Regions from separate parts of the Mus musculus genome. Here all the other regions are linked to region 2. The links are chromatin loops, found by intact Hi-C in ENCODE. Cell type or tissue: left cerebral cortex. All regions are shown on one strand.

Region 1 (8,000 bases), 130 kb after region 2:
GACAAGGCTGTTTAGAGATGCTCAGGCTAGGGCTAACACTGGAAACAAGCAGGAAGAACTTGAACTATTCTGTAGTAATAGACAGAGGAAAGCCCCACCTGGTAGCTTACTCTTTCTTCTTTCTCTCCTTCCTTGCTTTTTTCCTTCCTTCCTTCCTTCCTTCCTTCCTTCCTTCCTTCCTTCCTTCCTTTCTTCCATTTCATTTTTTCCTCTCTGTCTGAGTATGTTTCCAGGAATCATCCAGGCTTGTACGTGCTAGGTTGATGCTCTATTGCTGAACTGTACCTTGAGCTGAAAACAAAAGAAAAGAGAAAACTTATAATGAGAAAGCATAGATAGACACAGCAATGCGCTTGTGCCTAAGCAACACAATATAAAACTACATAGCATCCAATGGCCCAGGGACAACTGAAACAAAACTAAGTGGTATTGGATGATAGTTCAAATAAGAAAAATAAAGCAATATATCTCTGTGCCATTCCTGATACAAACGACTGAATAAAAAAATGAAAAGAAAGCCAGGTGTGGAGAAACGTGTTGGTAGTCACAGAACTCCAGAGGCAAAGAGAAGCAGTTCACACATTCAACAGCCAGTGAAAGCTTGCTGTACAAGGAAGAAAGAAAAAGGGAAGGCTTCTCAAACGTTCTTTCAGAAAAGTGACTGTCTGTGTAGATGTTACACCCTGAGGGCCACAGGTAAGTACAGACTTTGTAGTTGCTTCTCTCTGTAGAACATGGTGGAGAAATGAAGGAAGGAAAGACCAACCTCGGAGCAGAGAAACCTAACAAGCCACACTTCAACCAGGAGAGCAGAGTCCATGTCAGAAGCAATACAGACAGGCATTCTTGATATTTCGTCATGAGAACGATGGCCTTGGAATTCTCTAGCCCCAGCGGAATCCTGAAGAGAGAATCCGGTGAGTCCCTCGAATGGCATGTTGCAAAATGCTGGAGCAGTACGTCCCAAAATCATCAAGGTCGCCAAAAACAAAAAACCTGAGCCTTGGAGCCCAAAGAGACAGCAGGACAAATGCAGTGTGATGCCCCGAGTGGACTCTGCGAAGGAACATTTTTAAAAAGAAAATAACTAAAATCTGAGTTATAATTAACACTACTACCTCAACAGTGACTCTTTAGTTGTGACAAATGTATCATTAATTCAATAATAGGGGAAACTAGAAATGAGCCGAGAACTCTCGGTGGTATATTCAGTCTTTCAACAAACCCAAAACATCTAAAATTAAAAGTTTATTCTTAAAAAGCACAGAGACTGGCTCATAGAAAGAGGCATACAAATACCAGCAGGCACCAGTTATTAGAGAAATGCGAACGAAAATTGCATTTACCACTCACTCTAGTTACTGGCCTGTGTCTAAGAGACAAAGGCTCCTTCAGGGACAGCGTGCTCCGGCTGTGGGTGCCTCACAGTCGACCACCCTGCCCCACCCCTCAGCAAAAACCCAAAGACGACAACAAGTAAATTGAAAAGAAAAAGACCAGTGGTGATGAGGATGTGGAGAGAAGGGAATCCTCACACGGAATTAGGATGAGCATAGGTGAGTAGAGAGAACACGGGAAAAGAGCATAAAGGTCCTTATAAAATTAAAAAGCGGAAGTACAGTAGTATCCAGAAAGTGCTACTACTGGGTAAGTAGTCAGAGGAAATGATGTCAGCTTGGTAGAGCGAGCCACTGCTCCTCCCAGCCCAATTCAGCTACTGGAAGTAGACATGAAAAGCAAACGACGGTAGTGCCCATATTAGTTATTTTCCTTGTTACTGACAAAGGCGATTTAAGGAAGGAAGGAAGGGCGTTTTCTGGCTCGGGCTTGTGGGAACCGCCCATCATGGCCGCAGAAGCTCCATGCAGCCGGCCACCGTGCATTCAGCCACCGTGCATTTGCCGGTGCTCACCCTGCTGTCTCTTTTTTCTTCAGTTCAGAGTGTGCTGCCCACACTTAGGGTGGGTCTTCCCACCTCAGTAAACCCAATCTAGAAACTTCCTCACAGTCACACCCAGAGATGGGTCTCCCAGATGATTTTAGATCCTGTCTATGGCATCTACCCCAGTCCACACTCTACTAGTCTCTCAGCAGACAGGGTTATTTCTCCTGATAGAGTTTACATTTTCCAACAATCGTCTTCGGAGTGTCTGTCTCTTTCCCCCCCACCCCCAATACTGTGCCTAGAAGAAGAAAGATATCTGTCACTGGATTCCCAGAAGTTGATGAGAGCTGCCTACTAGGTGCACGCGGCAGCTGTTTGCTGCATGCATGGATGCATCTCCAGGAGCAATGCGTAGCCCTGGCCTGTGTGGTCCTGGGAGAACAGCACACTTGGGAATTGTGAAAGTGGGGGATCTCGCTCTCAGCATCCCTCCCCCGCCCCAGCACCAACAGAGCTGTTCTCTCCACCTTCCCAGTTTCTTGGTTCACTTCCACATCCCCAAAGAACACTTAATTCTAAGCCTTTCAAATAAAATCTGAAAAAGGAATTTTACCTGCTGTAATCAAATGTCCTAGAAAACACAACAGTTGCCTAGAATCCAAGCAAATTATAAGAACCACATATTTTCTTTTGTGTCTCTGTTTAGTTATCCCAAGAACAGAGTCTGGTCCAGATAGCAGGCAAATCTAGACTCCTAAAAACCACAGGAAGCATGCGGCCCAGAACACAAATAGGTTTCCCTAAGGCCACTCGGTCTTAAGTCTCTCGGGTGTATCAGTCTTCGTGATTGTTATTTTATTCCCAGTGCATTCCAGGTCACAGCACGTTAGTAATTTTGCCATATCTTTCACTGCCTGGCTTTATGTAAGTGCTGCTAAGAATAAAATTAACCAGTGGGAGAAAAACATCAGTTTGGCATCTAATTTTAGAAAACTTGATGAATAAACCTATTAAATCCATTGTGGGGAAAGAGAAGAGCAAACCATTCCACGTTGCAAGGAGAAAATAAATAGAAAATAAAAGGTGATTGTCTTTATGATTTAGGACAACAGACTTAAATGTAAGTTTCCCCCCCACCCCACAACACCCTTTTTTATTTACAAATGACCATATTGGCTGACTGTATATTTTTATTCACATAACCCTCAACTTGGAATTTTAAGAAGATACAATCCTAGGCAAGAAGCCACGCAGAAAAATCATTACTGGAGCCCTGGATTCTGTGCTCGCTGGGGAGGGGAGGTCCTTTATGAGAGACCACGATGGGGACATAAATCATCTCTCTGAGATCATGAGAAGCAGGTGCCCGGCAGGCTGCACTGTAGACATCTGGCAGGCTTTCATGCTCACACCCACCCTCCCGCTCAACATCTGGCAGCCTCTTCATCCCCTGCCCCACCCTCACCCCCAACCGCCTCCAAACATCTGCCACACACTTCTCTTAACCTCAGAAGCAAATCCAGTCAAAAGCTCAAAAGGGTAGCATTCCAGGGGTGGTGACCTGGACTTACTCACTGGGTGGGAGTAGGCAGGGGTTTGTTTTGTTTTGTTTCTGTTTTCCTGAACTTTAAATGAATACACGATTCTCTCCAAAACACGATTTCATTCTAGTCATTTCTCAGTGAGAAACTCGTTTAAAACGGAAATCTACAGTTGGTATCCAATAGAAGCTCCAAATCAGCCCAGAACTCGAGCGCACAATGAAACAATTTTACGCTGATGACAAGCATCTTAGGAACAAAATGAACTAAGGTCTGTTTGGGTGAAAATGGATAAAACACTTCTCTCTTGCTGACGAAGTACAAATCACTTAGGTAATGCATCTTAAACTTAATCTAAAAATGCCTCCTAGCCAGTTTAAGGAAGTGAGTGCTTCTTGAATTCCTGTTCTTTGTGGAATCCCTTCTCTGAGTCTCCCACACCTCCAGCCTTCTGGTCTACAGGAGCCATCTCCACTCCTGGCCTCCCAGGTTTCCACTGCAAAAGGGGTGTGCTTGTTGTGTGGGCTCTGAAAGCCGGCTCCTGAGTCAGTCACATGACTTAGAGCCCCCTCCTGATTGATCTGCATTCAGGCTATTCCATTCTGTCCCTTAGCTGCTAACCACTTTCTGGTAGTTACCTCAGGGTCTCACCTGAGTGAGTAAACTCCCAACTTCCAGCCTTAGGTGCACACACACACACATACACACACACCCTCGAACACATGCACGCACGCACATGTACATGCACGCACACGCTTCTCAGTTCCCTCCCCTCAGGCCAAGCCCTGGTCTTGGTCCTTTTAAGAGGAGTACACAAGCATTCTGGGCACAGGTAAATTCTGATGAAAAAGACTTTCAAACAAGGAGCGACACTAGGCTTTGGCTGCCTGCCAAGATGCTGGAAGTGTCCCAGAGACTCGTAGACTAGAGTCTTATCAAAGCATTTTATCATTTTATTACACACTTAAATTAGTAATTACTTTGGGGACATTATTTGGACACTCTTGTAGTGTGTAGTTTCCTGTTTTCAACTGTAGATATGGTTAGTGGCTGTTCATTAGTTGAAATTCCTGGTACGTTTGTCTGCACAGTGTTGTCCTTTTAAGTCCTTAAGAATGTAGTAGAACAAAGAGTTATATTGACATTGGCTTCTGTTCTGATAGTCACTTGGAGTTGGGGAATCTCTTTGTTAATTAAAGTCACAGGAGGAGAGTAAGCTATGTTAGGTTAGAAAGAAGTAGATTCAGAAAGGACCTTGGCAGGTTGAAGCTACCAATGGTTAGTCTACAGACAGAGGAGGCCAAATAGAGGACATCTAACTAGGCAATAAGACACTTCCTGTCCAGGGTCTCCATTATTTGGCTTTGTAACAGGAGGCATGATGTCTTGCCCCTCGTGTGTGTGTGTGTGTGTGTGTGTGTGTGTGTGTGTGTGTGTGTGTAATGAGTAAACGGAGCTTACCAAATGGCTCGGTGTGTGATGATGTCATGTGCCAAGGCCCATGGCCTAAGTTTCATCCAGGACTGACACAATGAAAGTTGTGACTGACTGCTACAAGTTGTCCTCTGAGCTCTGTGTGTGCTGGGACACATGTGCACACACGTACACACACACAAGCACATTAAAAATGCAATAGAATGAGTAAGTTTAACTAAACACATTTTCTTTACCTTCTTTTTATTATGAAAAAACAAATAGCAATTCCCAAAGAAGAAAGACCAGCATAATTAACTTCCATAATTATTGCTATATCTTGTTTCATCTCTTCCCCTTTAACATCCCTCCCTCCTTTCCTGCCGATGTTTGTTGAGCAGCTCAGCACATCACAACATTTCATCTGCAAACGTTCAAGCCTTTCTCAGAGATAAAGACTTCTGCCTTAGCCATATTCTGTGTCACTACGTCAAAACAAACCAACTGACAGGCCCGAAATCAGAAGAACAAAACCACTTAGCAATAACTCCTTCTGTCCCTTTCAAATCAAATATTCCAAGGACCAATGCATCCCGCCCACTACACTAGTCAGGAACCCAGCCACTTGAGCAGTTTTACTTGGGTCTATAATCAAGGAGGAATTGGAGAACTTTTACTGACAGACTCCATTGGTCTCCAGGTCTTCAAACCAAGGGGAAATATGAAAAGCTGGGGAGGGAGTGAAGAGTCAACTGAAAAATTCCCATGCGGAAACAGAAAGCAGATTCACCATGAAGCACTAAAGAGACAGAATAATAATTTAAAATATCAGTATTAAATACATCAGTTTCAAAAACTCATCTGTTAAAAAAAAAAGTTGGTAGAATTCTGCACTAAAAAAAAACAAACTCATCTGTTCATTTTTTATTGTTCTCTTTCATTCATTACAGGAACTAACTGAGTACTCACTCTCTGCCTTAGAAAGCAATAGAAATGCATACGTGGGCAGGATGCAAAGACCCACCCTCAGGAGATGGCCCAGTCAGGCTTCATTTCTAGTAGGGAGGACATAAAGTGTCATACAAAAAGACTGAAGAAGATTTTCAAGGGACATCGGTCATCCCACTTCCGGCTCAGGACTCCATGTTTGTTTAGAAAAGTCTAGATATGGACGGAGGTTAGACAATGTTTTGTTACCTTTTCACTTCAAGACTTCGCCATCGCTTTTTGCTCCTTAGCGGTAAAGCCATAAACTGCAGAATAGGCGCCGTAAGGGTTGGTGTTGCCTGCTGACTCTACCTGTCTCCATGGAGAGGCCAAGCTGCCCCCGTGATTCTCATGTGCTTCTCTCTCAAACACGGCCTCGCCCCTCTGAGCAGAAACCACGTGTGTACGAAGTGCAATAGAACACATTCCACCAGGTGCCAGTCATCTACCTCTCAATGTTTCTACTAAAGGGGTACCAGGCTCTATCATCCGATAACCATAGTGTCTGTAAATTGCTAGACCACAATACTCTGGTGGCAATGGTTTGGAAGCCCAGTGACTGAGAAAGACCACGTACTTTCCACCACATGCACACAAATCCACCTTGAGCCAACCTGGTCTGAGAAATGTTTCCCCTAATCTGCCCACGCTCATCCTTATTCTGCTCCTAGACCCTCCCCCACCCCATCCTTGGCTGTGGCCTTCACCTTGAATAGACTGTTCAGACTCTCCTGACTTACCCCCTGTATCTCCCAGAACCCCAGCTGAAGCAACTTGAATACCTACACCTCACTTAACCGAGTCATCCTCTCTCATAGAACTGACTGAAACTTTAGCAATCAGCCCGACATCTGGAGAAGCTGGTAGCTTCTCCGTGAGGACCCAGCCCTAACAAGCAAGAGACATTTCTAACGTGACTTGCTGACTTAACATCTGGAACCAGAGCGCCCCTCTGCCTGTGGAGCAGAAGTCGGGCTACCATCTGCCCTATGGAAAAGGTGACATCAATCACCCACTCGGGTCTGGCCCTCTGCTGTCACCCTCCTCATTTCTGACTCAAATACTCAGTTGCTGTTATCATGGTGGTTTTTGTTCATCCTCTTTTTGCCTCTACCATCTTGACACCCTTAGCTGGAAGAGGCTCTAACCCTAACAGACCCATGAGACTGTCCAAGAGATGGTACAGAAGTGGCTGACTTCAGCACCCTTGGCTGGCTTGGTTAGACATTCAGAAAGAGCAAAGTAAACGAACTGTGTTGTTCCCTTACTGAGTCTTACTGAGTCGGTGAGTGGAAAGACAGGCACTCGGACCCTTCATAAAACACAGACAGCACTACATCGTCTCAAGGTCAGGACCACTGTTCTTGCTTCCAGTGTACATACATAGGCCTTCTCTTTAGGGGAAACTGGCTAGATTTCTGTATTTATGAGTTATGTGATAAAACACCGTTGTCTAATCCGCTATCTGACTAGACGGGGTGTCCAGTCACAGACCAGGTCTGCCATCTCTGATAAGTCACCTCACCTCAGCCCAAGCCTAGCTCCTCCACCTGTAAAATGAGCCACTAAGGAGATCTGGGCTGAACCAGAGCATCCATGTCGGTTGCTGCTCAGAATCACTATCTTACGTATTCCCTGGATAGACACTCTTATCACAAAACAGCAGTGTGGCAGGGAGGCCACACTTATTCTGAGTTCAAGTCTGAATTCCAGTCTGGATTCTGTCACCTGCTAGCTACTAAGGTGAGTAGAAATGATGGGTTATCCTGAGTCAGCACTCAAGTTTTCACACAAACATGGAAAAATGGTCTCTAACCCAGAAAGTTAAAGAAAAAAAAAACTCTCCTCACTCTGGAGTGCTCCTCATGATGTTGGCAAATCAGCCCTGAGCCGACGACCTGTTGAACACCCTCCCATACTCAAACACTTGAAAAGAGTTATGGAAGCAAGACTTAAGTAAATACATACATGGATAATTATTTTTGACAGTGTTATTATACACTGTGAGACCTTAGCTATAACTATTGAAATTAAGCCAACAAGGAACCTGTGACATCTTTTATGTCATTTATCCACTCAAAATACACTTCTGAACAATATTCTATGCAGGATGCTGTGTGTGTGTGAGGTGAATGTGATTGGCTGATCTCCGTGATGTTGTGTGTGAGATGGGC
Region 2 (8,000 bases):
CAGCGTTACTAATTTTTTTTTTTGCTACTATCCATCAGAGAGCCTCGAGTGTCTCAAAAAAAGAGGAGCGAACCTATGTGAACATGAGATATTCATCATGAAGGCCCGGGCAGGCAGAGCCTGAGTTTGAACCCTCCTTTCTTCAAAGGAGGATTTCTTTGGATGCTCCAGTTTGACTTAATAATCCCTGCTCCTCTCCTCTCATCGATGTGACTATGTTCATTTTAGCATAAAAGAAATTTCCCTCACTAAGTACTGCAATCACATTACCTAGTTGCTTTAAAATCTTAGAGTGTAACTAACAGTTCAGGAAGATGGACTAAGTTCTATTCATCTTATCCACAGGACATATTCTACTAGCCCTGTTTAGTGGGTACTAGAGAGGCTCCAGATGGTACCAAACCTGTCATTTACCATTTCCCACATACAGGCCTCCCTCCCCCTCTCTCTCTCTCTTTTTTTTTAAAGATTTATTTATTCACTATGTATACAATATTCTGCCTGTATACATGCCTGCACACCAAAAGAGGGCACCAGATCTCACTATAGGTGGTTGTGAGCCACCATGTGGTTGCTGGGAATTGAACTCAGTACCTCTGGAAGAACAGCCAGTGCTCTTAACCTCTGAGACATCTCTCCAGTCGCATGCCTCCCTCTTTTAAGCTAGGTTCAGAAAGAGGTGACAATAAGAAGAAAATGGATGGAAGACCCAGAACAATATGCCATCATGAAATTGATTTGAAGTTATAAATTGTTGATTTCTAGAACTTTGCATTTCCTATTCCCCTACTTCAGTAGAGCACAGATAACGGAATGCATGGTTTCCAGACCTGGCCTTGTCTGGGCTAAGCTTCCTTCTGTGATGGAGGATGTTGTCCTGACATCCTGATGTAGACCCACACTGAAGCTTTGGACAAGAAAGTTGCTTGGCTGCTTGGGTTCTTGGCTTCCTGATGGATAAAATGAGGTCATCGGCTGAGGAGACTGAATTCCTGTGATCATTAGACATTCTGCGGGATAGGCACTCTGCTTCCAGGTGGATGAGAGTAGCTAGCTACTAAAGACTGAAGTACATCAACCCTGGAATTTTAAAAATAAGTACCTTGGGCAAACTGCCTCCAAATGTGTAGTGTGATAATAGAAGCTGCTTACTGATATCAAATACATGGAAAAAATTGTCCAGCTTGTATTTCCTTTTGGTTCTCCTTGTTTAGTAAAAACTAAGTTTAACTTAAAATAATGTAGTTATAAATCTTAATCAAGCAAACCTTTACCTTAAAATTCTAATTCCAAGAGAAAGTTGGAGAAAGAAACAAATGAATAAACAAAAAGCCTTTTAAAACAAGTTTTATTTGTTGTTGTTTCTATTTAAAATGTTTAATTTTTTACAGTTCATCACTAGACTCCCCCTTAACTTTAGCAGTCTGGTTCTCTTCCCTGTCGTCAGTCAGCACTGGGTTGAAATTGTTTCTAGCATCTGACTATGGACTTGTTTGTTCTTTGTAAATCTCAGCCAATGCTCTCATCTGTAAAATACAAACTTCATGGAGTTTGGAATATCACATTAAATGAAGAAGTTCAGGTCAAGTGCTCTACCCTACTAATGTCATTTCCCATTAATGTCTTCCCCACACCTGACAGTGGAAATGGCCATTTCCGTTAACACAGAAAGCTAGCTGTCAAGGTCAGATAAAGTCATGAAGGGCAGTGCAACAGGAATATGATTAAGCCCACTAAGCTTAATGCTGTTCGATACATTTCAAAACAACTGTCTCTGGGACCAGAGGTGAGAGCTCAGTGGGTAAGGACACTCGCTAGGCAAGCATGAGGGCCTGAGTTTGAACCCCCAGCAAGAGAACATGCCTTTAATCCCAGCGTTGGGAGTCTGGGGCAAGCAGAACTCTAGAGCTCACTGGCAAGCCAGCTTAGCCTGAAGTGCAAGCTTCCACTTCAATAACTGACTTTATCTCCTAGGAATAAATCAGACAAAGAAAGACATTTGGTATCTGCCTATGGATCCACATGTGCCTGTCCTGCATAGAGGGTATGCATACCTGTACACTCATAGGAAGGCACACACACACACACACACACACACACACACATTACTGATTTTGATGAAATGCAAAAAGGTTTCCTTAATTCCTGATCTGTCCTTTGCAAGCTCTCTCTCCCAAGCCACTATCATGGCGCCCAGGCCAATGGACTATATCCCTCTGGGATACTCCGAATGAAACCCTAGTGGCTATTGTGAGCTTAAGGCCTGTCCTGGCTAGCCACACATCTCCCATCTCACATACCCTTAAGCTTAGTCTTCCTCTCACCTCTGGGACATCTAGAACCCCAGCCTCACATATTCTACCCAGTGCCATCTCTCCTCTCTGGTTCCTGAAACCCTATATAAGCTCAACTCCTTTAAGGTGCTCTTTTATATCCCCCAACTCTTCCAGCCTCCTCCACCCACCATGCTACCTCCACCTCCCATGCTATCTCCACCCATCATCCTCCAGTCACTCCGAACCACTTACCTTCTCAAATCTCACTCAGCTCCAGTTCTTTGGAGGTACTTCATGTTTTTTCTGGACTACTCTTTCCCTCTGCTAGAGCCCCCTTTTCACACACACCCTTCACTATTGGGTTACAGGTTCCCAGCTTTCCCAACCACAGAGCTGTTTAGGGAACCACATATGTGCTGTGATGTTTTGATCCTTACTCTTGTCATGGTTTTTATCAAACACCACTAAAGCCAGCTCTCCTGGCCCCTCACACTGAGCCTTTCCTATATGAAGACCTCAGTAGAAGTTTGCTAAACAATGATCCAAGTACTTGGAGCAAATGGTCAGATCAACTTCAATGGGAAGTGTGGAAAAGCATACTGATTATTAAAAAATTATTTGTAACAAACTGCATCACCCTGAGAAACGTCCCTTAACCAACTAAGGATGGGCAAACAGAAACTTAGGGAAGGATATCAAAATTCCTCCAAAGCCATACACTGAAGGGGAAGGGGAACATGGCAGGTTTTGAGAGCTAAAATGGCTCAGAGTGGTTTGAGGATGTGGTTGGAGGAAGAGTAGTGTGGGTGGGTGCAGGCTGGAGGGTGGTGGCTGGGTAGAGGCAGGGTGGTGTGTGGAAGTAGGATGGGGGCAGGGTGGTGAGGTGAGCTAAGCATGCGGTCTGGTTCATGCCAATGAGCTAAGGACAAGGATTCTTCTTTTCATCTTTACTTTGATTCTAGCCACTGCTCTCTGCTACCAGACCTTCATGCATGCCACACGCATATGCATTTCAACGTTGATGACACTTTAGTCCTGGATACCCACCTAAGGCACTGACGACATTGGGGCACTTTCTCCCAATGCTTCGTCTCCTGCCATCTTGGGTTTTCATCATTGCACAGAGTAGACCTTGGAACTTATTGTCTCTTGCATTTCTTCTTACATTGGAACTTGCTGTAAGACCAAGAGAGCAGCTGTTTCTTTCATTTGCTAGAAATATTCCATATATCTTGAAAAACCCTGAAATAGTCATTCTAGAACCATGCACTGGCCTATGGTAGACTTGGGACCACTGGCACCTTAAATGACACTACACACCTCAGTAGGATTTATGCAAGAGACGGGGAGGACCCAGCACCACACAGTAAGCACTATTGGTTTAAGAATTGTCCTTCAGTCTCTCTGCACATAGTAGGGAGAGCACCTTTGGCTCTTCACGCACAGTGGTGTAGTGCTGAGTCTAACAACAGTGTTTCTACATGTTTACATTTTGCCACGATGTTCTTTTTTGAGAGCAATCACTTTATTGTTTATGGTAGCAATATTCTTATAGCTTTGGTTTCAAGCAAATAACTTATCATCCAAAGCTGAGTCCACATCACAAACATGTTATTTAAACACAAAGGGGTAGGTACTGTGCAGTTAGTAGAAAAATCATGAGAGTAGTCAGGAAGAGATGAACTTTGGTTAAAAAAAGTAAGAATTGAGACTTGGATATCAAAACTTCAAATTAGACATTGATGTCGCTTATTTGGATGTTTCCGGACCCTCAAAATACAAGGTTTGCTTTAAATCAGCAATACACGTATTTTCCCTAATTATCTAGGCTTTCTTGATGCCATTTAAAAAACAAGTGTCTGCCCCATTCTCTTCATCCCTGTCCCATTCTTCCTAAAAACCATGAAGTAATTGTTCTGTGCACTATAGCACTCACGGGTGCGCCAAAAGGAAAAGAAAGACAAAAGAACCCTTCAGTCCTGAGACTGCCAGCGGCGTATGCAAACCTTGAGAAAGCAAGCTGGTGTGCAAGAAAACCGTTTTCATCACTAGCTCTAACCACCCGCCTCTTTCTTAAGAAGAGGATGAGGCCCACAGGATAATAAAAGGCTGCGGAACCACACAAAAGTTCCACATGTACAACCTCCTGAGTGGCCTTCAAGGGGGTAAGGGCAGGAGGTGGGCGGAGGACAGGCTGAGAGCTAGGCAGAAAGCCCTGCTTCTGGAAAGGCAGCTCACCTTACAAAAACATAATTCACTCTCGGGGCCCCTGCTCCGAAGATCTTGTTATCAGAAGGAAACAACAACCCAATAATTGTAACAACAATAATAAGCTGAGCCCTAGCGGTCAGGGTTTCTGCGGTGACCCACGGGATTGCAGGAGGGGAGTCTGTGAAGCGCCCTTAGTCTGGGGGGAGGGGACAGAGTCCGGCGCTTCAGCTTCTAAGTGGCCACAGCTGCTCCTGCCGCACTCGGGCCAGGTCCTTCTCTCCCTTCACAGCCCCCCAATCCAAAACCAGCACTAAGGAGCCAGACTGGGGGGGGGGGGGTTCATCCGCAGCAAGCAAAAGAGGCTACCCACTTAGGAAGAAACTGTGGGGCTGGAGAGCGGAGCGGAGGCTGGGGGATCTGCAGGGAGGGAGGCACTTCATTTTAATGCGCCACAGACAGAGTGAGATCTGATACTGGCAAAGTTTCAACGAAGATGGGGGCGAGGGGGCGGGAGGAGAAGAAAGGACTCTTTGACTGCTCAATGCTTGTGAGTTTTCCTGAGGAGGAGCATAAGGTCCAGTGGACATTCTGGGAATAATAATGAGGAACACACAGCATCAGAACACCAAATGAGGCTGACGATGATTCAACCTCCTCGTGCATCTGCGCCCACAAAACAGGACTTCAATTAAACAACCTTGCAGATCTGAACAGAAGAGAGAGCAGGGGGATTTTTTTTTAAATGAACCAAGTCCCTTTGGTCAAAATTAGGTGTTTGTCCTAAACTTCAATTCCTAAGCTGTGAACCTGTGCAGAGAGAGGGAGCTGGCCGGTTTCTTTCCAACAGTTTTTGAACCAGTGTCCTTCCCTTAGCGAGGCACCTCTACAAATTGTTTCAACCAGGCGGAGGGTAAGAGAATTCTAAATGAAGTGCTTTTTCCGTTTTTGTTTGGTTTTGTTTTGCTATTTCAACTGGCACAAACACATTGATATACACAGACCTTGCAGAGTGTGGCATCAACGCTGTATGTTTACAAAAAACAAACGGAAAGCACACCCGGCGAAAACAAAGACCCGTGCCTCAAATCAGGTCACACACAGCAAGAAATTTTACCTGCAGGAGTTTTTAACCGCTGCAGTGAACAGAGGTCATCTCAACCCTTAGCTGCCCTTTGGCCTCTGAGCACTGGACCTATTGGGTGTATTTGCGTCTACACTGAAGCAACACAGGTGCCCTTGGGGAGGAGGAGCCTGAGCCAAGCTATTTCAGAGAAGCAGATTCTCAGTTTTCAGAAGGGTCTCACGAGAAGCTTGGCCTGGTCTCGGCTATGAAAAGAAAATGAAAAGAAAATAATTCACATTTGAAAAGTGTAGATGTTTGTAAAACTCTGTGTTTGAACTACTAGAAACACACTCTCTCTCTGTCTCTCTCCTGCCCCCCCTCTCTCTCTCCCCCTCCTTGCTTCCTGTCTCCTCTCTCCCCTTCCCTAATTTCCTCAAATTCATCCTACTGAGCAACCTCAACAGAAATTTGGAGGGTAGGAACAAGAGTTTGAATGACCTTGGCTTCTAGCACTCTCTCCCAAACAAAGTACTAAACTGCCATCTGATAAATCAAGAGTTAAGTGCCTTTTGAAATACAAGCATTTTCTCAACCTGGATCTCTGAGAGCAATTTAAAAAAAAAAGTATTTAGCAAAACAAGAAAGCCAAATTTACAGATTTGTAAGACAGGAAAATGAACTAACCCAGCGCTGCTTAGGGAGAGGAACTATAAATGAAGCTCAGAGAGGGAGGCAGGAGTTCAGGAGTGGGCGTGTGAAGCCGGCACACCTCCCTCCTTGTCTGTTTTCCAGGAGGTTTTTGACAACTGGAGAGTGTGCAGCATGTGGGAAGTTATACTTTTTACAAAGCCTATGAACTTGGGCCAAAAATAAGAGTTCCAAAGGGAATCTAGGCCAGGAACACTGGAAAGACCAACTCTACTAGAGAAATGCATGCATTGGAGATGCTTGTAGGCTTCCAGTAAAACTGTGAAATAAAGATACACACTCTGAGAACTGGAGTGGGGCTATTAATGGAGTGGGGCGGGGCTACCTCTGTGTGTGTGTGTGTGTGTGTGTGTGTGTGTGTGTGTGTGTGTGTGGTGAAGGAAGGAAGGCCTGGCGTTCTCCACAGCTCTCTTCTGGCAGCTCTACCAAGAAAGGACCAAGCCACCATTCCCCTGCAGAGTGAGGCCAAACCCATGCACTCTTCACCAGCAGAAATATGGAAGACCTTAAACTGGAAGGCAGGAAGCTCAACTCCCAGGGTCCACTCCCAGGGTCCATCCCAAAGTCACTTCTTCTCTCTGGGCCTTCGAGCTCTTCAAGACAGCTGCAGAGATGCCAGCTCATCTTCAGATTCCCAAGGAGGCCAGCAGTGGGCAAGACAGAGCAGACTAAATACTTTGGCCCAGTGCAAAGTGGAAAGGCGTAGGTGTGGGGTGTCTGTCCTTCCCCACACTGTCGTCACAACCCCAGGAGGACACACCCAGCAGCTCTCTCATCCCCAGAACCAGAAGCATTTGTTAAGTGTGCCTGAGCTCCTCCAACCTGCCTCACCACACAGGAGGTCAGTGCAGGCAGCTGGAGCTCTCTCTGGTAGGTGGAGAATGGAAAAGCATGGTTCTTCATTGCCACCCTCCAGTCAGGTCCAGTGTGTCCTCCCAGTTGTCACTGCAAGAGTTTTCAAATCTTTCCACATTAGCCCATCTCCTTTCAAACTGGTCTTGTGGATAGCTCAGCATATACCCAGGACTAGCAAGTTCGTATTCTTACTCAACTTTAAAGGCATGTTTTCTCTGTGCCACTGAACATGATTTCACCATCAGAAGCAAATATATCTGGATAGCACCAAGTTGAATAAATTTTACTTTAAAATATCTCAGAGTAAGTAATAAAATGATATGCATTGTGACTCAGTAGAACACAGACTATGATGTCTTCCAGAACTTATGGTTCAAAAATCATTCTTTAAAGGCGATGGTGTAATCTGTCAAACAAGGTTTAAGATGCAAAGATTCACTTAACTACTTGGTCATTAGTGTCACTGTTTCCTGAGCGCCTGCTTTGTGCTGGGCAACTCGGTATAGCATGGAGAGCTCTCTCGGTGGGCTCATTCCCTCCCGGCAGCACTCCAGTGCAGAGGAGTTAATAACAGTGATGCAATGTGATGGGGGCAGTGCAGGAGCATGCGGATGATGCCAAAATGTCAGCAGAGCTGTGACCACCCAGTCAGAGAAGAGTGGTCAGTGCCCTGGGCAGCCATTCCTTCAGGGCAACATCATCAGAGAATGGAAAGCTGGGGAGGCAGCTCTTACCCAGAAACCCTGAGGACTAGGGCATGGTTCTCAGAACCCACAGGGAAAACCAGGCTGTGGGGTGTGCACTTAGAGTGCCAGGCCTGCTGGGGAGACAGAGACAGTCAAAGACCCTGTCTCCAAAAGCAGAGTGGGTGGAGTTTGAGGAAAGAT
Region 3 (8,000 bases), 680 kb before region 2:
ACATTTGGACATGATTGTGCTTTTGATCTGTTAACTGTTTTACTACAGTAGTAGAGAGAGGGGGAGGAGAGAGGGTGGGGAAAGGAGATTGGATTTGCTGTTTTCTTTTGCTCCAGGAAAAGTAAGAGGCTGGCGACGTCCTCGGTTGGAGCGGAAAAGTTGGGGGAACCGCCGTGGTCTTTAAGTTCAACCAGCGGCTCTAGCGTAGCCGAGGAAGTCGCTGGCCCGCTTTGCTTTTTTTTTTTTTTTTTTTTTTTTTTTTTTTTTTTTTTTTAATTGGCTCCTGGTTTCGGTCATCTTCTATCCAAAGGCACCAAGAACCAGAAATGGGGCGTCCTTGTGAGTTCTGCATTGCTTCTTATTTCTAGAGCGTCCACTAGCTGCATCTCTGCAGAAGTTAGGATCCCGGGGCGCTTTCTGCCCTTCAGCCGAGTACCGGCCGCCGCCAGTTCTCTCAGCCTCTAGGCCTGTGTCGCCTCTTTTGCAAGAAAGTAATTTCTTTCTTAAAGAGCTACTAATAATGTTCTTTGGAGGATTATGAAGGTCCTGTTTTCTGTGTTTATATTTCTTCTCGGTCTTTTCATTTCAGGTGTAGAGTTGGTTGTTTGATTCTTTATTTTCGTTTTTAGGGTAAGGTACTGGGAAGGGACATTTATTCAGTTCCCAGTCCAAGCTAGGCAGGTTCCCCTCTAATTAATGCAGAGACTCTAAAAGAATTTCCCGGGCTCGGGCAGCCATTGTGATGCATATAGGATTATTCACGTGGTAATGAGCACAGTCGACAGTTCTTGCTCACACATAGGAATAAAAGAAACTTTGAATAAAGACCCAAATGACGGGCGTGGGGGGAGAGGGGAGGATATTCCCGGAACTCCAGCCAATGGACAGTATAAAATGTATATGTTTGAAAATTAATATATCTTAGGGGTATATATAAAATTTACAATAATTGACCCGACTCAGCCTCTCAACTTAAAGGAACAAGGAAGGGGCTTGGCATATCTGACCCAAATCAAACACTTTGGGGAGACGCTCAGGTTCAAATATTTTGCAATACAGAAGAGAACTTTTGATAGTTGAACTCATTTTAAGTTATTATCACTGCAAAAAAAGGAGAAGCCCCATTCTTGCTCTTATCCCACCATATCTCCAAACCAAATAATTTAAAAGAAGAGGCCAAACTATTTTGTTTGCAAATATAGATGCTTTGATAAACTGCAGCGCTACCCATTTCATTAGGTAAAACATTCTCAAGATGTGCAATTGCATAACTAGGCCAGAATTAATAAGCAAATAATTTTAAGAATAATTTCATTTTTTTAAGAAAAGAGATAAAGTCATGATTCTACCCAGAGAGGACTTGCTGATGTCGCTGCCTGTGACTTCTTTCCGAGGAATTTTATTCTGGTCAGTGAGGCCTTCATTTTCAGTCAAGAGGGGAATTTAAGTGTTGCTTTGACTTTATACACAGACTAGAAATCTGTAACAGGACGAGCATATAACCAGTTCTTACTACATCTTTTCTTCCATACCCACCCCCTCCATATCTTAAAGAGTGTTAAAATATTTTGCTGAGCGGGAGTAGATTAACAAGGTTCCTTTGCCAATGCCGGGAAGCTGGTATCACAGACCATCCCAGGGGAAAATGGCTCACATTAACCACTAAATGAATATTTGACAAGGGCTCATTCGGAGGTATTATTACTATAAATGTGTCCCTACTGGACTTTTCAAGGTCAAAGAGCAATGCTTCAATTAATTATTTAGACTGCTAGTAGATTTGGATGTAATAGCTGTACTTATTTCTGGAAAGCGACACATTCTTGCAGTGGGGAAACCTCCCGAGACTCTCCATCAGCAGCATCTCAAATGGAAAGGTGTGTGAAGCCCTGGCATGCCCAAACTGACTTTTTTTTTTTTTTTCTTTCACGAAATGTTTTCCAAAGCCAAGGGAGAGAAATACCCTTTCCCCCCTTCCCTATTTCAGCAACTATTTTTAGTTTAAAAGGAAAAACAATATAATTTATGTTCGTTTCATCATCATGTCTAGCAAGATCTTCTAGAGTTTGTGATGTTGGGGAGGCTGGGTGGTATTTCATATAACCTCTGCCTTGTCTAAATAGCAAAGTCGGAGGATTTCACAGCCCCTTCTTGTCAGGCTTTGAACACAGGTAGAGTACAGTATCCTGTTAGACAATAAAAGCAAAGGTTTGAAATGGAAGGCACCGGGCTTAGAGTACTGAGTTCTAGTAATGGCAGAGTAAATTGGGGTGCAAGGTGGTCCCCCCTTCTCCTATTGGTCTGAAGGCTGTAAGGGAGGGCACATTCCTGCCATGTCGCCAGTTCCTCCATGACCCTAGGTAAAATGGTAATCGAATGATTTTGAGAGTAAGATTCCTTCACAATAATATAAATTGAATGAATAAGAGATAAGCTGGGGGGTAGTAATTACAGCCCAATTCATTCAGCTTTGCAGAACTTTTGTTGTAGGCGCTCCATTGACTGGGTTTGAGCTGCCAGCTTTCTCACATTAAAAAGGAGCTGATCAGTGCCTGGGGGGAGGGGGCGGGGGGGGGGCAAGGACAACTGCTAAACTGCATGGCTCTGGGGTCTTCATTTAGAACCATTAGAAGAGTGAAATTAAATCGTGCCTTTGTGTGCGCGAGGTTTACACTTTTCAACTGCTCACAGTTTATAGCTAACTGCTCTGAAATTGAGGTCTGACTGTGGCCTGGTCACCTGCTAGTTGGCATCTCTTATCGGTCTGTCAGTCTGTCTGTCTACCTATCTTGGGATTGGAAGCACTTTTCTCTCTTCAAACTCCCCCACCCCAATTCCTTGTTTTTGAAAGTTTTGAAAAATAGGCACTCATATTTTTCTTCCTGGAGTTTTTCTTTTGGCTGCAACTGTTTTAGCCAAGACTGGAGCTCACAATCCCCCCCCATACCCCCACCCTACTATTACTTCAAAATAATTTGCATCTCTGTGGGGGGTTTTTTGCTTTGTTTTTGTTTGTTTTCGGCTGCTTCTCGCTCTTGGAGCTAAGACTTCTTTTCAGGCTCCACCTGGGCCTGGGGTTGGGGCTTGACTTCATATTCTACACTTTCTTTTTTGACCTGACTTGAAAGATGTCTGACTGCCTCTCCCTAGGGACTCTATCTAGGAGATGGATCCCTGGAAGAAGGGAGACACTCCGGCTTCTACTGTGAGAGTCTGGATAATATCCAAAGGCACACAGCCTCTGGAAACTTAAAATAAAAAGCTCAACAGCGCTTTCCAAAGACAGGGAAAAGGCTCAAACTGCAAGATTAGGTCGACGTCTTTCATAATTATTTTCTATTAAAAACTTTCCCGGAAATGTGTTCGTGACACCAGCCGGGAGCCTCTTCTTTTCTAGGGATACTGGCCAGCTCTAGTATTGTTATTCTCCGCAAGGATATTTTCCTTCTGTGGCCTTTAGAAAATAATGGACGACTCGACTTTCTTGTTTTGACTAACGAAACCTCTCTTGGAGAGACTGGAGTACGCAGGTAAGCAGGGATTTCTCTAGTCAGAGCACTCTTTCTGTGTGCGGTCCCGGATAGATTGTATTTTATACTTTGGTAGAACGGGAATAGTGCTAACTTCCTGGGCGCTGCTGTCAGTTCCTCTCCAAAAGCAAGCGGTAATCTTTGTCATTTGAGGGATGCAGAGATTTATTTGCTGCTTCTGGGCCAGCGTTCGGACTAGAGGCAGTGTTTCTAGTTGGCAGGCAAGTCAGGTGATTCAAACCTCGGAGGGGCCATTAGTTTTATGACCCCATCTGCTTGTCTATAGCGAGTCAAGTGGACACGGATGTATAAAGATTTCGGCGCTTTGAACCACTTTTGCTTCTCCAGGCCCAGGTTCGGCAGGGCTGAGTTGAGAGCTCTCCAGCCTCCTGCAGGCTCCCTGAAGGGAAGGGACTGCAGGGCCAAAGCCTGGAGACTGGCAAGGTACCGACTGGAGTCGGCAGCTAACCTGGACTGGCTAGGACCTGACGTCACTGCGGCCAGGCCCCCATCCCCCGAGACTCCCAAAAAAGCTGCAGAGGGGTTCCCAGTGTCTCTGCCCTCCCCGCAACCCTGCACCAAAAGAAACTTGCCCGAGTTTCTGGTACTGTGTAGCTGTTACAGAGTCCTTCTGACTTAGGTTACAGAGTCCCCTGCCTCCTGCTCGGGAGCCTGAACCCTCTATATGTTGACCTCCTGGCCTCAGAGATGGCTGCTATAGGCTTAATACCCTCAAGATCGGAAGTTGTTGGCCTGGGTGTTGTCTTCTTGACATCTTACCCTAGTCCTTTGCCTGTGGCCAAGCCATACTGGGCTCTTCTCACCCAAGATTTGAGCCAGAGAGGACTGGTAAAAATGTGGGAGGCTTTGAGAGATTATTTTGGTAGGGGGGTGGGGCAGGAGGGAGGTCGAGATGAACCAGCCCTTCACTTCCTAAGATGTGTAAGAGATAGCTGTATAAGACCACCTCCACACACCCCTCTACATCTACTGGCTTGATTGGAGCCTGAGATTAACCCTCTGTCTAACAGAAGGTGAGAGACAGGGAACCAGTGCCAAGGCAGTCTCAAAGCTGTATACAAAGGTCCTGGCCCTTGTTAGGGTGCTAAGCAGTGATGTTAGTCTTGGGGGTCACTCATCTTGCCTCTTTATCACCCCCCTTCTGACTTAGGGTTAGCCTGGGAAGTTACTTTGAGACTCTGCCATCTGTGTGTGTCTTCCTGAAAGGAAGAATATTGGCGCTTGAGACGAGTTGCCCCACCTCCAAAGGGCAATAAAATGCTGATGGTATTAGAAGGAGCAGTGACTTGTCCCCTAGCACTCTTTACCACTGGTGGCCAGACCAGAATGGGGAGATGCCCCTACCCCCAACTTGGGATGTCAGGGTCTGCAGCTACTCTGCGAGGCCTATACAGGAAAGGAAACACCAGAGAGTTCCTGGCCAAAACAGTAAAGTTGATTTCCATCATACTAGCAGGCCCAGTTTTGGAGGACCCTGACCACCCCAACATTCAAATGGCTGATCTCTTATAAGTAATCCCAGATAAGCTCACACATGGCCTGCATACCTCTACAGCAGGACTCTTTTCCTTGATGTGTGCTTTCAGAGTTGAGTGACCTGCTAGCTAGAGTTTATGCTAGGATCAGAATGAGTTGGTCAGCTGTATTTTGTTTTGTCTTCAGGCTCTTATCAAATTAGGCCAGAGGCCTTTCTAGACCGTGGCTTCTCTGTTTTCAGCCTTCCTGAGTCCCAGCAACAGCTTCGGACTTCTAAAGTCTTCTGGCTCTGATGTCACGGAGGTTTTGACAGTTGCTTCTGGCTTACCACTGGCATACCATTTCCACGTTCTCCATACCTTCCACTCTTGGGGGTTTACACAGCTTTTAGCCAGAGCCCCATTAGACCCATCTCAAAATAAGAGCAATAACATATTTGAGTCAGACACTGACTATAGACATTCCACGAGTGAGTTAAAGGTGAAAACCATTTGGTAGCTGGAGTGTGTCTAAGAGGGACAGAGCCACTCACTGGTGGACAGACATCCTTTGGTGTTCCTAGAAGTGCATTGACCAGGATTTCTTTTCAACCCTTAAATCCGTTCCATTTTTTGGATTCCCTTCTATGGCGAATGGTCTGAAACCGAACTTTATATTCTGATATGGCCCCAGAATCTCACAAAATAATGACTAGACAGAAATCAGCCACCGTTCCAATCTGGGCTATTGCGTAAGGTTACAGTCCAGTCGTGGCGAAGCAAGCTTGTCTCTCAAGGTCCCCTTTCTGCTTGTTTCCCTCCACTCCTCTACTCCAGGGAAGGTGCCTTAAAATCTCCTGGGAGTGTGTTTACTTCAACTTCTGGTAAACTAGGCTAACACTCTGTCGCCAGCTTTCCAAACACCCTCTCGGTAGCTTTGTGAAATCAGTGCAAATCATTTCAGAATTCAAGATGGCAAAATAAAGCTGAGCATATGGAGGTAAGGCTTGGCTGTCAGGAAATGGATTTAAATGTTTAGCTCACACCTACCTCAGGCCCCAGGACTTCCTCTTTCCTCCTCAGCAGCTTGCTCCTGGAATTTGGGTACCCTACCTCTCTTAGCAAGCTGGCTCCCCAGCATAAATTATGAGTATGTATCAAGTGGGCCCTTCTGCTAAGATTAATCAGGGCCTATTCTCTCTTGCATGTTTCCACTTTGATCCCTATAGAAAGTTCTCCTTACCCTGTAAGCAATGTCATTCTACAAACTTACTATTTCCATATAAACTATGGAGGTAGGTTTCGATAGAAAACAAAAAAACAAAAACAAAACAACAAAAAAAAAACAAAACAACAAAAAAAAAGCAGGTAATCCTCCCACCCCCCACCCAGCCCCAGGAAGCTTTCCAAGTTAAGGACACAAAATATTTCATGGTTAGTTGTGTGAGCTTCTAAATTAGCTGCATATAAAGTATTTTAAGATTTTTTTTTTTTTTTTTGGCTGTCACTGGCTGGCAATACTCATTTTGTGTGTGTGTGTTGGTTTGAAAAGCAGGAAGAAATGTAATGAATTGAGTGCTGTCAGAGATGTCTTCTGTTTGAACAATCTGCGACGGGCTGAATGGCAGGGACTCCCTCATCCACTGCAGGTGCAGTAGAGCTGGGGAAGGGGGAGGGGGCCCTCTGTTCAGTCAAAAAGCAGCATTTCCCACAATAGACCACACACTGGTGGCCAGCGTGACATCGGCTCACACTCACATACTTTCCCCCATCCACAGTTCTGAACCGACAAAGTGGCCATACAGTAGGCTTGCATAGGTTCCTTTAATGAACATTTTGTGGTTCCTATGGCCAGCATTGAAATCCATGAGCCCTGGGAGGAACAAATAGACTTTTAATCGTGAGTTCCCAACTCAAATCTATTGCTGTAGATATTAAAAGTAAGCGGATCTCTCTGCTCTCACCCAATATCAATGCTCGAGAGGCCCAGATGTGCTAGGATCTGAGAACTCTAAGTTAAAAGTTTTTCTGAGACTACTTAGGATCCAAGCCTGGGTCTTGCAAGTCCTGTGAGATCAAACAGGAAAGGAGAGAAGGCATGAATTTCGTGTATTTGTTTAAATGTAAAAGGACCTCTAGTATTTTATTATGCGGCATGAGAGGGCTAATCCTACAAATGAAGGCACCTTAATCTTGCTGAGCACAGTCCTGTCCCCTTTTGAATTGGTTTTACTGGGGAGAGGGGTGGGGAGGAAGAGAAGGGGGTCAGGAAAGGCGGCAACTGTTTTAAAACTCTGGACAGAAATGCGACCACCCTTTAGCTGCCCTTGCTGGCAACCAGCAGACGTTAGAAGAGTTTTCCTCTCACACTGGTGTGAGCTCAGGCCCGGGTGCAGCAAGTTTTAAATGGAATTATTTAAGTGTGAGAGGCTACTGGGAACTTGGCAGTCAGGCCCTTCTTTAAACACCCTGCCCTCCCCCCACGCTTTGGCCAGGTTTTAGTTTTGGGTCTGAAGATTTAGGGAAAGGCAAGATACTTCCCTCAGCACCACCCTAGCCTGTGATAAGAGGGTGACACCAAGGTGGTCCAACTAATAGACGGTTCCCGTTTGTGCTGAGGAAAATTACTCAGTGTTTACACACAGTTAAAACAAGCCAAGAAAAGCATCAACTTTCCAACACCCCTCCTCAATAAACCCTGTTTATGATTCCCTTAAACACTTCTGTGGGACTAAGAAGGACACCCTTGCTCTCCTCTGGGTAAGAGGAGAAGCCGGAGTGCGCTGGGTGGTTCTGAAAGGCATTGATAGGAAAGACCAAATTCTATAAAATCCCGAATCACAGGAAAAGATGTCTGAGAGTGAGACAAAGCTCACTTGCTTGGGGCCTTACGGCGGGTATGCCTATGGCGCCTACTTAAAGTCTAGGCCTAGAAGAAGTGTTCCGATTCCCCCATCTACAGAGCCTGCAGCTTAGGCGCTAACGTATCTTCCGG

Evidence for each region. A loop is a pair of places that touch in the nucleus more often than their neighbours do. Peaks named below come from ENCODE experiments on the same cell type or tissue, not always from the same donor. Only the 100,000 strongest peaks of a DNase experiment are listed, where the experiment ranks them.
Region 1: it touches region 2 in a loop (6-fold over the local background); 3 of 42 quality-filtered maps call a loop at or near these places.
Region 3: a loop joins it to region 2, with 5 times the contacts of the local background. A loop is called at or near these places in 7 of 42 quality-filtered maps.

The regions. Positions count from the first base shown.
Region 1 is chr3:35,471,253-35,479,252 of GRCm38, forward strand. No RefSeq gene overlaps it. Among named protein-coding and RNA genes, the nearest start is that of Gm38512, 69 kb to the left of the region's middle. In left cerebral cortex, no CTCF peak of the experiment used is centred here; DNase peaks (open chromatin) are centred at 3,382, 3,592 and 4,322.
Region 2 is chr3:35,336,363-35,344,362 of GRCm38, forward strand. It overlaps Gm38512 (a long non-coding RNA gene), which reads right to left. Exons shown (of 3, transcript XR_389676.2): 2 at 3,324-3,452; 3 at 1,338-1,540. Among named protein-coding and RNA genes, the nearest start is that of Gm35425, 22 kb to the left of the region's middle. In left cerebral cortex, a CTCF peak has its summit at 4,624; DNase peaks (open chromatin) are centred at 4,988, 5,642, 6,358 and 6,871; H3K4me3 peaks cover 1,027 bases; H3K27ac peaks cover 2,372 bases.
Region 3 is chr3:34,653,314-34,661,313 of GRCm38, forward strand. All of the region lies in intron 4 of Sox2ot (SOX2 overlapping transcript (non-protein coding)), which reads left to right. Among named protein-coding and RNA genes, the nearest start is that of Sox2, 7.3 kb to the left of the region's middle. RefSeq lists enhancers at 402-783, 691-771. In left cerebral cortex, no CTCF peak of the experiment used is centred here; DNase peaks (open chromatin) are centred at 399, 3,564, 3,865, 6,708 and 2 more places; H3K4me3 peaks cover 3,718 bases; H3K27ac peaks cover 6,637 bases.